Regions from separate parts of the Homo sapiens genome. Here regions 2 and 3 are each linked to region 1. Evidence: chromatin contacts called from ENCODE Hi-C or POLR2A ChIA-PET data. All regions are on one chromosome and are shown on one strand. The core of a region is the stretch at or near the end of the contact, and the rest is flanking DNA. Distances in the headings are between cores, read along the strand shown.

The links. A loop is a pair of places that touch in the nucleus more often than their neighbours do. ChIA-PET counts read pairs that join two places held with the same protein, here RNA polymerase II (POLR2A). Pooled maps may share reads with other maps.
Region 2: a loop to region 1 is called in a pooled map, with 7 times the contacts of the local background. The contact joins the enhancer-like site here to the promoter of TGFBR2 in region 1. A Hi-C loop is called at or near these places in 3 of 50 pooled maps.
Region 3: a loop to region 1 is called in a map of OCI-LY7, with 3 times the contacts of the local background. The contact joins the enhancer-like site here to the promoter of TGFBR2 in region 1. A Hi-C loop is called at or near these places in 1 of 168 maps with a recorded cell type or tissue (OCI-LY7) and 2 of 50 pooled maps. POLR2A ChIA-PET finds 5 or more read pairs at or near these places in 1 of 52 experiments (PC-9).

The regions. Positions count from the first base shown.
Region 1 is chr3:30,604,690-30,609,650 of GRCh38, reverse strand. It overlaps TGFBR2 (transforming growth factor beta receptor 2), which reads right to left and starts at 3,050. Exons shown (of 7, transcript NM_003242.6): 1 at 2,674-3,050. The coding sequence starts at 2,767. It overlaps LOC105377015 (translation initiation factor IF-2-like), which reads left to right and starts at 2,727. Exons shown (of 2, transcript XM_047449400.1): 1 at 2,727-3,505; 2 at 4,093-4,961. The coding sequence starts at 2,727. The coding sequence ends at 3,167. RefSeq lists a silencer at 2,877-2,976.
Region 2 is chr3:32,458,860-32,463,820 of GRCh38, reverse strand. No RefSeq gene overlaps it. Among named protein-coding and RNA genes, the nearest start is that of CMTM6, 42 kb to the left of the region's middle. RefSeq lists a silencer at 2,410-2,704 and an enhancer at 3,096-3,806. Within about 2 kb of position 3,485, at least 12 of the 41 ENCODE cell types and tissues checked have a DNase peak (open chromatin) inside an H3K27ac peak, as active enhancers do.
Region 3 is chr3:31,949,366-31,954,326 of GRCh38, reverse strand. The region is part of intron 1 of OSBPL10 (oxysterol binding protein like 10); the gene reads left to right. Among named protein-coding and RNA genes, the nearest start is that of OSBPL10, 29 kb to the left of the region's middle. RefSeq lists an enhancer at 1,768-1,817. Within about 2 kb of position 1,951, at least 3 of the 41 ENCODE cell types and tissues checked have a DNase peak (open chromatin) inside an H3K27ac peak, as active enhancers do; they include OCI-LY7, where a contact is called at or near this core.

The DNA.
Region 1 (4,961 bases), core at 1,801-4,300:
CATATTTTTCAGACCTGAAGAGTTATTGTGCACTTTACAGTTTTCCCCAAAAGAGTCATTTCTTAATTTTGATCATTTAGGAAGAGTGAATCTATTAAGTCAAAAACGAAGAAAAAAAAACTTTCTATTTCTTAGTGAAATTTGTTCTTTTATTTAAATCCTTTGCATACTACTAAACAGAAGTACAGAAGCTACTAAACAGAAGACAGATTTTTGGGCCTTTTTAGGTGACGTAAAAGGAGCTTGTTGTTTATTAAACAATCTCATTACCTGATATATTATCTTGCATTAAGATATTTTGAAAAAATGTTTTCAGTTTACCAATTACGTTAGAGAAATTCTGAAACTATTTACTTACATGAAAAATTAAAATGTAAGTAGAATTAGGTTTCTCGTCTTCAATATATCTGTCTTCAACCATTGGCCAACTTTGAAAATTTAATTTGAATCAAATGAATACAAATTCAAAATGATTCATTAATTCAACCATTTTGAAACTTCAGTTCTATAAAAATATGAAATCTGTGGGCCTTGTAAAACTGTCTAAATACCCAAATAAAAAGCCACCACGTTTTTAAGCTAATTGTTTAAAAGTGTGTATATTGATGAAATGAAAGTGACTCGTGAACTATTGGGTCTGGAATTTGCAAATCATAAACCTTATCCTTGTAAACAGAACCTAACTAACAACATCAGGGCCTGCTAATTTCCTTCTTTTATAATCTGGAACAAAAGTTGTAATGATTTTTAACATCCACAGAAAATTAAGGGTGCCATTTTAAATATTTATTAGCAAAATGTCACTTAGGTTTTAAAAGTCTGGAGGAAAATGAGAGACAATTGAACATTCTGGTACTGCAATGCAGGAAAAACGCCAAGAACGAAACACTAAGATTTTATTAAAACCATAGGACTCAAATGTGTGTCAAGACTTTTTGCTTGCAATAGTGCCTCTTCCTAATTTGATTAAAAGCTTCCATCTCCATGCCACCTTCAATGTATGCCATAATTTTTAAAAAGTTCCCAATCCACTTCAAACACTCTAAAATTTACAACTGACCGTGATGCGCATTTTTTCTAGACAAACCTAAAGGTAAATCTGCCCATGTCCCTGGATAAATAAAATGAGTGCCTCCGGGTGATGTGGACTGTCAACTCCTCTACATTTCATCCAAAGTCTACATGGGTCATCTCCAAGTCACCAGAAGAGCCAGGGGAAAGGAGGGGAGGGGCACGATACGTAAGATGTTAAACATGAAGATGATGTAAAATTACCCAGATTCAAGCTGGCCATTTTACAGATGAGGAAACTAAGGCCCAGAAAAAGCTCTATGACTTGCCCAAATACTCGGTTACCCAGACCACAGCTGCAGATACTGTTATTTGGATCATAGCTGCAAAAAGTCTAACTTTTGGCCGGGCGCGGTGGCTCACGCCTGTAATCCCAGCACTTTGGGAGGCCAAGGTGGGCGGATCACGAGGTCAAGAGATCGAGACCACCCTGGCCAATATGGTGAAACCCCGTCTCTACTAAAAATACAAAAATTAGCTGGGCGTGGTGGCACGCGCCTGTAATCCCAGCTACTCGGGAGGCTAAGGCAGGAGAATCGCTTGAACCCAGAGGCAAAGTTGCAGTGAGCCGAGATTGCGCCACTGCACTCCAGCCTGGTGACAGAGCGAGACTCCGTCTCCAAAAAAAAAAAATCTAACTTTTGAAGTCTCAGAGGTTTTACACTTTCCATAACAAATAGTTAAGAACCCCCATTCCTGCATGCATATATATATTAATATTATATATATTTATATATATAATTATATATATATTTATATATATATAATATATATATATATTTTTTTATTTTTATTTTTTCCTTAAAAACCTTCAGAGACAGCGATCAGGTGGGTAGCCTAGTTAGGATTTTAACCCTTCGGTTTCCAACAAACGATAATTGCATAGAACCATCAACTCCCTGAAGACAGGACTATCTTGTTCCAGGCAAAATCTACAGCCTCTAGCACCCAGTAGGCATTCAGTGAGGGATTCTCGGTTTCACCTGAGCATCTCCACTCCCTATCCATCCATGCCAAGGCGTCAGTGGAGCCAGCTAACTTTCTTTTGGAAATCGATTATTTTCTTGAAACTTGTTTCCAAAAACTCCGGGCCAAGAAGCCGGCCTGAGGGAAAGCGTGGCCGTCTCCAGGAGCTAAGGACTGAGGAGCTGGCCTTTTGAACGGGTGGCTCAGAAAGAGCTGGGTGGGCACGCGGCATCGCCATGGGCGGAGTGGCCCAGGTGCGCTGGCTGCTTTGGCAGCTCAGGCTGCCGCTCCGGGCCGCTGCTCCCCGGCCGCCTTCAGATAACCAACTTCTCAAACTTCCCTTTCCGGGGGTGGGGGCTCGCCTCGAACGCGGCCAACACAACGCCTTTCCTGCTCGCACAAAGGGGACCAAACGTGCCCCGCGCCCCTTGCAACTGAACTTTCCTTCTCTTTTTCAAGAAAAACTCACAATCCCTGCAGCTACGGGAGTCGGGCTGCGTGAGTGTCGCGGGGGAAACTTTCCTCGTTTCCGCCCGGGGGCCGGGTTGCCGGGCCCGACTGTCAAGCGCAGCGGAGAGGCGGGGACCCCAGGAAGACCCCCGGCGCCCCGCCGAGCCCGGGCTGGGGACCACTCACCCGACTTCTGAACGTGCGGTGGGATCGTGCTGGCGATACGCGTCCACAGGACGATGTGCAGCGGCCACAGGCCCCTGAGCAGCCCCCGACCCATGGCAGACCCCGCTGCTCGTCATAGACCGAGCCCCCAGCGCAGCGGACGGCGCCTTCCCGGACCCCTGGCTGCGCCTCCGCGCCGCGCCCTCTCCGGACCCCGCGCCGGGCCGGCAGCGCAGATGTGCGGGCCAGATGTGGCGCCCGCTCGCCAGCCAGGAGGGGGCCTGGAGGCCGGCGAGGCGCGGGGAGGCCCCCGGCGGCCGAGGGAAGCTGCACAGGAGTCCGGCTCCTGTCCCGAGCGGGTGCACGCGCGGGGGTGTCGTCGCTCCGTGCGCGCGAGTGACTCACTCAACTTCAACTCAGCGCTGCGGGGGAAACAGGAAACTCCTCGCCAACAGCTGGGCAGGACCTCTCTCCGCCCGAGAGCCTTCTCCCTCTCCTCGACGTCCAGCCCCTAGCTCTCTCGTAGCTGCCAATCATGTTTCCTAGACCAGCCCCTCCGAGAGCTTTGGCCGACTTTCAGCTGCCCCTCACCGCCCTCCCACACCACTCAGGAGTTCCTCGCTCCAAGTATTTACTCAAGAATGACTAAGTGCACACAGTTCACAAAGTAACAACAGAAAACGTCCACGTTTTCCCTAGTAGATCAGAACATCTGCCGCCTCCCCTCAGCTTTCTTCAGATTGCTCCTAGGTGCTTTAGAGATGCGTTTTCAAATTGCAAGTTGAGATCCAGGAGTGAATACTCCAATCTATTGAGTCGCGAGCACATTTCTTTCCCAAATAAAATAGTAACGGTAAATTCTACTTCATTAAATTTGTGCTTCAGTTGTGTCTATATGCATGTATGTATGTGCATACACTGTCAAGTTGTAAAATGTTTTTCTTTAGGTCGAAGTCTAGAGGTTTTTCTCAAGTTTTAATGTACATATTGATCACCTGGAAATCTTATTTAAAAATGCAGATTCTAATTCAGTAGGTCTAGGAGGCAGGCAGAGATTCTGCATTTCTAATGAGCACCTGGATAGAGCGTCCCATTTTGCACCGCCTCTTCCCGGGACTGAGTCAGTGAGTAATTGTAAATGATCACCTATCACGAAGTGATAGTGGTGGGAAATGTAATTTTCAGAATGTATAGAGTATAGCAGAAACTGTAAAATTAAAAGTGGGTTGGGAGTCACCTGAATGCTTGTGCTTTTATTCCCTTAATGCAGGTGAAGAAAGAGAATACTTACCCTCTCATGTGCAAACGGGGTAACATGGGAGCAGAACAGTATAAACTTTCAAATTTCCTTTCTTGCTAGGGCAACCAGATTTGCCCAAGACATTCCTGGTGTACATGTTTTGTAGTTTAAATATTAATAGAACCCCCTTTCTCTTTCAGATATGTCCTGATTGGATAATAAACTATGTGATCAACCTACTTCCCACTCTCAAAGATATGATTCTGTACAGCCCTCTGGTCAGTAGATCTTCTAGCAATTCATTTAATGAATTCCTTTACCTGAGAGGAAGATTGCAGAGGCAAGGGTTTGTGCCAGGGTCTCCAGGGAATAAAGGTAAATAGCCCTCCCCCAAACCCAACTCCCAAATCTTTCCTGTCATTCTAAGTGTTCATTTGCTTCATCCTGGAATTTTAACTCATGCTCCACCTAGCACCCAAGCTGCCTCTGGATGTTTTGCCACTTCCCAGTACTCATGTTGAAGATGCAGAAAGTGCAGTGAAATCAGGAGGGCTAGGCATCTTCTTTCCCACCAATTAATTGCCTTGCCAAAGCTGGAGTGACTTTGTCAATGGAGGAAGATTGAGTTCCAAATCTTCTCCCTATTCCCTCTTCTGCCACCAGCCCATGCCACTGCCATGGCTTGTGTAGGAGTCTCCCACGAGTCACCCTCAGCCACGGCCGTTCTGGGCTCTTTCACTCAGTTTCTCAAACGAGAGCTGAATTCAGCTTTTCAAAATACAAAACTAGTTATACCAACCCTCTGATTAAAATCATTTAATGGCTTCCCACTGCTCTTGAGATAAAGAGAAGATAAAAACCAGATCCTTGAACGTGTCTTCAAGCCTCCAACTCTCCCGTAAACTTTCATTTGGCTTCTCCTTGCTTACTGAAAGCCTTCTCCAAATTTCGTGAATATGCCTCTGTAATCCTCCTACCCTTTATGCTTAGAGCCTTCCCCAGTGTGGACTTCCTTCCTCTGACCTTTTTTTCTTCACCCAGCCAACTCCTGGTCTTCGTGGATTGAATC
Region 2 (4,961 bases), core at 2,236-4,735, 1.9 Mb before region 1:
TTAGGCTCAGCAAATTACCTGGGCTGTACTGCCGCAAGGCTTCACAGACAGGTCCCATTACTTCAGTCAAGCCCAAATTTCATCCCCATCTGTTACCTATCTGGGCATAATTCTCATAAAAACACACGTGCTCTCCCTGCTGATCGTATCTGACTAATCTCCCAAACCTCAATCCCTTACAAAACAACAACTCCTTTCCTTCCTAGGCATGCTTAGTGCGGTCAGAATTCTTACACAAGGACCAGGACCGCACCCTGTAGCCTTTTTATCCAAACAACTTGACCTTACTGTTTTAGCCTAGCCCTCAAGTCTGCGTATGGCGGCTACCACTGCCCTAATACTTTTAGAGGCCCTTAAAATCACAAACTATGCTCAACTCACTCTCTACAGTTCTCATAACTTCCAAAATCTATTTTCTTCCTCACACCTGACACATATACTGTCTGCTTCCCGGCTCCTTCAGCTGTACTCACTCTTTGTTGAGTCTCCCACATTATTCCGGATACCACACCTGACCCTCATGACTGCCTCTCTCTGATCCACCTGACGTTCACCCCATTTCCCCACATTTCTTTCTTTCATGTTCCTCACCCTGAACACACTTAGCTTATTGATGGCAGTTCCACCAAGCCTAATCTCCACTCACCAGCAAAGGCAGGCTATGCTATAGTATCTTCCACATCTATCATTGAGGCTACCGCTCTTTCCCCCTCCACTACCTCTCAGCAAGCCGAACTCATTGCCTTAAGTCAAGCCCTCACTCCTGCAAAAGGACTAAATGTCAATATTTATACTGACTCTAAATATGCCTTCCATATCCTGCACCTCCATGCAAGAGGTTTCCTCACTACACAAATGTCCTCTATCATTAATGCCTCTTTAATAAAAATGCTTCTCAAAGCTGCTTTACTTCCAAAGGAAGCTAGAGTCATTCACTGCAAAGGCCATCAAAGGGCATCAGATCCCATCGCTCAGGACAATGCTTATGCTGATAAGATAGCTAAAAAAGCAGCTAGCATTCCAACTTATATCCCTCACTTTCACTTTTTCTCCTTCCCCTCAGTCACTCCCACCTACTCCCCTGCTGAAACTTCCACCTATCAATCTCTTCCCACACAAGGCAAATAGTTCTTAGACCAAGGAAAATATCTCCTTCCAGCCTCACAGGCCCATTCTATTCTGTCGTCATTTCATAACCTCTTCCATGTAGGTTACAAGCCGCTAGCCCGTCTCTTAGAACCTCTCATTTCCTTTCCATCCTGGAAATCTATCCTCAAGGAGATCACTTCTCAGTGTTCCATCTGCTATTCTACTACCCCTCAGGGATTGTTCAGGCCCCCTCCCTTCCCTACACATCAAGCTCAAGGATTTGTCCCTGCCCAGGACTGGCAAGTTGACTTTACTCACATGCCCCGAGTCAGAAAACGAAAGTATCTCTTAGTCTAGGTAGACACTTTCACTGGATATGTAGAGGCCTTTCCTACAAGGTCTGAGAAGGCCACTGCGGTCATTTCTTCCTTTCTGTCAGACATAATTCCTTGGTTTAGCCTTCCCACCTCTATACAGTCCGATAGCAGACCGGCCTTTATTAGTCAAATCAGCCAAGCATTTTTTCAGGCTCTTAGTATTCAGTGAAACCTTTATCTCCCTTACAGTCCTCAGTCTTCAGGAAAGGTAAACGGACTAAAGGTCTTTTAAAAACACACCTCACCAAGCTCAGCCACCAACTTAAAAAAGACTAGACCATACTTTTACCACTTTCCCTTCTCAGAATTCAGGCTTGTCCTCGGAATGCTACAAAGTACAGCCCATTTAAGCTCCTGTTTAGACGCTCCTTTTTATTAGGCCCCAGTCTCATTCCAGACACCAGACCAACTTAGACTGTGCCCCAAAAAACTTGTCATCCCTACTATGTTCTGTCTAGTCATACTCCTATTCACCGTTCTCAACTACTCATACATGCCCTGCTCTTGTTTACACTGGCAGTTTACACTGTTTCTCCAAGCCATCACAGCTGATATCTCCTGGTGCTATCCCCAAACTGCCACTCTTAACTCTTAAAGTAAATAAATAATCTTTGCTGGCAGGACTATGCTGAATCTCTTTAGGCACTCTCTAATTAAATGTCCTAGGTCCTCCCAATTCTTAGACCTTTAATACCTGTTTTTCTCCTTCTCTTATTCTGTTTAGTTTTCCAATTCATACAAAACTGTATCCAGGCCATCACCAATAATTCTAAATGACAAATGTTTCTTCTAACAGTCCCACAATATCGCCCCTTACCACAAAATCTTCCTTCAGCTTAATCTCTCCCACTCTAGGTCCCCACACCACCCCTAATCCCGCTCGAAGCAGCCCATTATCTCTCCATACCATCCCCCAAAATTTTCGCCATCCCAACACTTTACCACTATTTCGTTTTATTTTTCTTATTAATATAAGAAGACAGGAATGTCAGGCCTCTGAGCCCAAGCTAAGCCATCATATCCCAGATGGCCAGTTCCTGCCTTAACTGATGACATTCCACCACAAAAGTGAAAATGGCCTGTTCCTGCCTTAACTGATGACATTCCACCGCAAAAGTGAAAACGGCCTGTTCCTGCCTTAACTGATGACATTATCTTGAGAAATTCCTTCTCCTGGCTCATCCTGGCTCAAAAGCTCCCCTACTGAGCACCTTGTGACCCCCACTCCTGCCCATCAGAGAACAACCCCCCTTTGACTGTAATTTTCCTTTAACTACCCAAATCTTATAAAACGGCCCCACCCCTATCTCCCTTTGCTGACTCTTTTCGGACTCAGCCCGCCTGCACTCAGGTGATTAAAAGCTTTATTGCTCACACAAAGCCTGTTTGGTGGTCTCTTCACACGGACACTCATGAAAGTTTCCACACTTTTTTTTCAGGAGAGAAATCCCCCTTTTCAATCTAAATTATGCATGAAACTCCATTATGTCAAATGGGAAATATGGTATGAATATCAATGACTAATTTACATTGATAACATTTACTTATTATAAAGTCAGTGCATAGGAACAATGGGATTAATTTGGAAAGCCCACAATTTGGATAAGTAAGGAGATAACTGCAGCTGCAGCTTCACGGTCAGATTTGTTCTGCTGCTGCATCTGGGTTGCGCAGGATGGAGGAGCCCAGGCTTGCCCAGTGAGGTGGTGGCGGGGTTTTTAGCAGCTTGCTTCACACTCTGGGTGGCCTTGCACTGACGGCGGCTGCACGAGCTGAGTTACCCTGGGCAGACGGCATGGAGGCCGAGGGGCTCCCAGTGTCCGTGTTTGCTATTGAAGGCTGGAGAGTGTTTTAAGTGTTTGCATATATTTTACTCATAAAATCGGGTATCTGTGAGTCTGAAGCACCTCTGAGAGTTCACAGGATGCAGTTCAGAAACTGCCACAAAGGAGGGAAGTGGTGGTTGCTGAGGAGGGGCCCCAAAGACCTGCTGTGTTTCCATGGCAACAGAAGTTTGCTTTTCATGCTAGTGTAGAGGCTTGCAGGTGGGTGGCCCAGAGAATGGGCCAGCTCTGGGTCTGTCTTCCCCTACCTGGGGCCTCTTCAGTGGCCTGGCTGGAAGCCAGGCTGAGCTCAGCACAGGGCAGTGGCACAGGGGGTGCCTCAGGCCGGGGTTAAGGGGGCCTCCTTCAGGAACACACTTGTTCTCCCTCTGGGTCCGTCTGCAGACATCCAGCTCTGGCCCTGCCCTGTCATCCCAGCAGCCCGCAGTGGGGTGGTCCTAGGCCACGCCCAGAAGACAGCCAGGCCTGGGCGTCTTCACCGGGCTCCATCACTAATCTCCCTTCCACTTGGCTTTCTCCTCCGGTCTCCCCGCTACACTGTCCTCAAAGATTGGGGGTTCTATTGCCACGGGCCTCCCTATTACAGAAAACCCCACAGATGCTGTAGTCTTCCAGAGCCTGGCTGAGCAACAGTTTTCTGCCACTCTTGTGGGTAATGAGAAAACCTGGCAGAGGTGTGCCCAAGGGATGGCACCCCCCCTCAGCCTTCCTCCCTACCTCCCCAAGAGCAAGGCCAGGGAACGGGCTGGTTGTGGTGGGGGATGTGAGCAGATGGCCGTCGGCCTCATCTCCCAGTGCCCCTTGCGGCCACCGGTGCCAACACCCTTTCCTGGGGCCTCAGGTTGCCAGGATGGCTCCCCTGGCTCCCTGCTCCTCCCCCATGGGTGCATCCTTCCCTCCTCTCACATCTTTGCTTGGATCCACCTGGCTGTAACTGCTCTGGGAGCAGGGGTGGTGGGTACACAGTTTGGGTTCCACAAGGCCCCTGGGTTGAACAGCTCCCAGAGAGCCTGGATTAGAGAAGACAAACATACCCTACAGCTGTGTTCTCCAGGACCCATAATGCTTAGCTGTTAGAACATGGGGTGGCCACTGTTGGGCTGTGGGTTGCCATTTTGGGTTGGTGTAATTTTTGCTCTTTCAGCTACTGAGGTGCCTAGACATAGGTCCTGAATTGACTTTTTCTTTTCTTTTTTTTCTTTTTTTTTTTTTTTAGACAGAATCTTGCTCTGTTGTCCAGGCTGGAGTGTGGTGCTGTGATCTTGGCTTACTGCAACCTCCACCTCCCAGGATCAAGGAATTCTCGTGCCTCAGCCTCCTGAGTAGCTGGGACTACAGGCGTGCGCCACCATGCCCAGTTAATTTTTGTGTTTTTAGTACAGATGGGGTTTCACCATGTTGGCCAGGCTGGTCTTGAACTCCCGACCTCAGGTGATCTGCCTGCCTCAGCCCCGCAAAGTGCTGAGATTATAGGCATGAACTGCTGAACCTGGCCCTGAATTGCTTTTTAAAAAATTATGGTGGCCAGGCGCGGTGGCTCACGCCTGTAATCCCAGCACTTTGGGAAGCCGAGGCGCGTGGATCACGAGGTCAGGAGATCGAGACCATCCTGGCTAACATGGTGAAACCCCGTCTCTACTAAAAATACAAA
Region 3 (4,961 bases), core at 702-3,201, 1.3 Mb before region 1:
GTTAGCAATGCACAAAGGCTCTTTGTAGAGGATTAGAGTTGAGGGGCTTAGAGGCCATTTAATTCAGTACCTCCTCCAGGCCTGTGGCATCTTGGCCAGGCAGCCATCTTTCTGACCCCTTTTTCTTCCCTCTTGGGACTGGTGTTAATGGGAATTCATGTGCAGAAGGAGCAAATGGGCCAATGCACGGGCACCTCACACATTTAATTGTTCTAGGGTTAAAGGATGAACCCAGACTTCTCTTAATGATTTTTGTTGTTGAGGATTTTGACATGCTTTGTGCATGCTAGAAATTATAGGACCAGTCAGCTGCAACAACTGGAGCTGGAAACAAGTTCCTATTTAGCTTTGATGTTAAGGAATCAACCACAGCACTGAAGCTGCTGAACTCTCTGATGGAAAAAGGCGTCATTCTGTTGCCTCTTGCCCCAGTTCCTTCTCTCCTCCTCTTTCATTTCTCTGTCTCTGTCTCTCTGTCACACACACTCCTCACATACACATAGAGCTTTTGAACATCTTCACGTATGGTGACTTGTCTGAAAGTTTAGCTGTCTCTTTTTTGAAGAAAATTGACATGATTGAGAGGGAGAAGGAAAAGGGTTAATGAAGAATGGCCATTGTGGCCAGGTGTGGTGGCTCACACTTGTCATTCCAGCACTTTGGGAGACTGAGGCTGGCAGATTGCTTGAGCCCAGGAGCTTGAGATCAGCCTGGGAAACATGGTAAAACCGTCTTTACAAAAAATACAAAAATTAGCCAGGTGTGGTGGCATGCATCTGTAGTCCCAGTTACTTAGGAGGCTGAGGTGGGAGGATTGCTTGAGCCCAGGAGGCTGAGGCTGCAGTGAGCTGTGATCAAGCCACTGCACTCCAGTCTAGACCCTGTCCTCAACAGCAACAACAACAACAACAGAATCACTTCTGCTTGGTAAGGGGGAAGCAGTGCCCACTCTTTGTGTGTGTGGGGGTATTAAATAATATAATGTGTGGCAACTGAGTGTTGGACACAGCAAGGCTCTGCAGATGTTATTTCCTGCCTTGCTTCTGTCCCGTGGAGAGGTTCTGAAACCTTTCTGCATATTAAAAGTATCTGAGGACCGGGCGCGCTGGCTCACGCCTGTAATCTCAGCACTTTGGGAGGTTGAGGTGGATGGATCACGAGGTCAGGAGTTCAAGACCAGCCTGGCCAAGATGGTGAGACCCCCGTCTCTACTAAAAATACAAAAAAATTAGCCAGGCATGGTGGTGGGCGCCTGTAATCCCAGCTACTCAGGAGGCTGAGGCGGAGCATTGCTTGAACCCTGGAGGCGGAGGTTGCAGTGAGCCGAGATTGCACCATTGCACTCCAGCCTGGGCTACAGAATGAGACTCCGTCTCAAAAAAAAAAAAAAAAAAAAAGTAGGAAGATTTTACAAAAATTTCATCACCAGATCCCATCCTGGACCAGTTGAACCAGAATATAGGACCCTTCCCCGACAGCCACAGTTTAAAGTCACTGATTAGTACCTGAGAGAATCATCTTCACACATATTATCACCACTAATTCTAATAACCACACAAGGCGGGCAGGTTTTAGTAATATTTAATATTTAGTAATATCAGAGCCAACTGATGTTGGGGGGACATTCTAACACAGGTCAGTCTGATTCCAAGTGCCACATCCTTCCTACTATTCTGTGTTCCCTCTGATCCTTTCGTGTGAATGGATTTTACATAGTAGTATGATCATCCCTTCATTCAGTTGTTGATTCCTTCTCATTGCTCCCCATGCTGTGCCTGAAGGTACAGTGGGGACTATTGTAGATGGGTTCCTGCCCCAAGTTGCTGGTGGGCTAGGAAGAAGATGCACAGCAGTGGTTGAACTGCAGCATGCAAAGTGCTCTCACGGAGCGTGACGAGGGATACGCCTGGATGTAGGGTGGGGAACTCTTTTGGAGGAAGTGCCACCTGGTTAAGATCTAGGGTGAGAGAGGAAACATGACTCTTGAAGGGAAGTGAAAGAAGCTCAGAAGGTGAAAACAAGAAAAGAACCTGGACAAACAGATGAATTTATCACTTGAATAGTTTTGCCTCACTGAAGAAAACATATTTCTTAATCCACCTAATGTGTACTAAGGCATGGCTTTCCACTTTGCACCAGGATTCTTTATTTGCATTTGCAAAATAAAACAAAATGCTTTATCGTAGGTTTTCTATAAATTCCAAATTTCATTGAATTTAAGAGTCTTTTGTTTAATATGACTATATGTTAACATGTAAATAAGTTTGTCTTTAGAGCTAACAAATCCTAATAAACAATACTCATTTCCCACCACTCATGGAAGGCACAGATTATAGTAGGAGTTCTGTAAGAGTTGCACACTAATGGAGTTTTAGGCAGGGATTCTTGAATCTTGTGAATTATATCTAATTTTTTTCTTCGCTGGTGGAAATCTTAAGAGTATAGCACGGTGTTAAAGCATGGGTTTTAAAGTTAATGAAAAGCTTAGTTTGTCACTTTCACTTAACTGGATGTGTAAAGTTATCCTACCTTTTTAACTCTCAGTTTCTTCATCAGTAAAATGGGAATAATAATAAATACTCCATATAATTTAAATATATAATTATATAGTTTAAATTAACATTTATATATTAGTTTCTATTTTTATAATTGTATACAATCATAGAATAAATGATCTAAATAGCTTTTTTCTAATATTTGAAAAATATAATTGATTTATATTAAAGAATATATGCAATCATATATGTAACAGAGCATAAGAAAATGAACAGGCATGAGCTCACCATTCACTCTAGGAAGGATAATATAACCACTAGTAGCTCATCTGCCCAAGTATTCTTCTTCAACTCAATCCTTTCCTCCCCTCTTTTAGGTAACCACTAACTCTTGAGTTTCAAGTTCATCATTCCTTCACCTTTGTATAATATAAAGTATTTTTATAATAGATATTTTACAAAAATAATGTGTGTTATCTCTCTGTATTATTTAGTTTTGTTTCTCAGTTTTATATTTTTAAAAGGATGTTGTATATAGTTTTCTGCAAGTCTTTTTTTTTTCCCGTTTTGTTTCCAAAATTGATTCCCGTTATTGTGTCTAACTTCAGTGCATTTCTTTTCAATGCTGTATAACATTCTTTGTGTGACTATGTCACAAATTTTTTATCCTGGTGATGGGTATTTAGGTTGTTCACCATTTCTTCCTCTGTGAACGGTGTTACTGCTGTGTGTAAGTTAGTATGTATCTCCCAGTACACACACGCAAGAATTTCCTTGTGATGTTGATGTAGAAGTTGAATTGTTGGTGTGTTAGTCCGTTTTGCATTGCTATAAAGGAATATCTGAGACTGGGTAATTTATAAAGAAAAGAGGTTTATTTGGCTCATGGTTGTGAAGACTGTACAGGCATGGCACCAGCATCTTGGCTTCTGGTGAGGCTTCAGGGAACTTTTACTCAAGATGGAAAGTGGAGGGAGCAGGCATGTCACATGGCGAGAGGGAGCAAGAGAGAGAGGAGGAGATGCTAGGCTCCTTTAAACAACCAGCTCTAACAGAGCTAACTGGTAAACTAACAGAACTAACAGAGTGAGAACTCACTTATTACCATAGGGAGGGCACCAAGCCATTTGTGAGGGATCTGCCCCCATGACCCAAGTGCCTCCCCTTAGGCTCCACCTCCAACATTGGGGATCACATTTCAGCCTGAGATTTGGAGAGGTCAGATATCCAAACTATATCCACTGGGCTTCAGGGTATTTGGATGTTCCATTTTATAAGATGATGTTAAGTTGTTTTCTAAAGTGGATGTGCCAGTTTAATGCCATCCAGTAGGGTATAAGCATTTGCATTGTTCTGCACCTTTTCTAGTTTTTGATATAGTAAGAATTCTTAATTTTGCCAAGCCAGTAGGTATACATGATATCTCATTGGTATCTTAATTTGTGTATCTCTGATTATCAGAAAGACAGCAGCTCTTCATGTGCTTAAGGGTCATTCTTTCTTCCTCTTTTATGAAATTCCAGCTTGGGTCTTTTGCTCAGTTATTTATTAGGTTGTCTTTTTTGCATTGGTTTGTAGGAGTGCTTTATATATTCTGCATACTTATCCTTTGTTGGATCTATGTTGCAAATATCTCCTTTTAGTTCATAGCTTGGCTTTTTACTTTATTTGTGATGCTTTTGAAAAACAAGTTCTTACTTCTTTTCCATATTCTCTTAATTATGCTGCCCACTGCTCAGTTTACTGGCAGAAACAGTCATCCCTCCTGACAGGCCCTTTTCGGATACCCTGGAAGCTAATACAAGCCTACATAAGTAGGATTTCCACCGAGACCTACTTTAAAAAATTTTTGCCAACTCTCAGATTGCTACTTCAACCCACTGCATAACTGACAACTAAAATTTTTCATTGAGAGCAGCTTCTAGCTCTGATCCAAACCAAGTCAGTCCATAGGTGGGACCTCAGGTCAGGAGGTTCTTAATGTGGTAGAATATGAGTATTTTCTTTTCTAGTTAACTAAAGAGATATTCTCTTATATTTTCTGCTGAAAGTTTCAGAAGTTACCTCTCTCAATTAAGGCTTTAATCTGTCTGGACTTGTGTCTGTTCTGTGAGGTAGGAACCCAGTATCCTTTTTTTTTTTTTTTTTTTTTTTTTTTTTTTTTGAGACAGAGTCTTGCTCTGTTGCCCAGGCTGGAGTGCAGTGAGGTGATCTCAGCTCACTGCAAGCTCCACCTCCCGGGTTCACGTGATTCTCCTGCCTCAGCCTCCCAAGTAGCTGGGACTACAGGTGCCTGCCACCAAGCCCAGCTAATTTTTTGTATTTTTAGTAGAGACCGAGTTTCACCGTGTTAGCCAGGATGGTCTTGATCTCCTGACCTCGTGATCTGCCCGCCTCAGCCTCCCAAAGTGCTGGGATTACAGGCGTGAGCCACCGTGCCCAGCCGGAACCCAGTATCCTTTTATA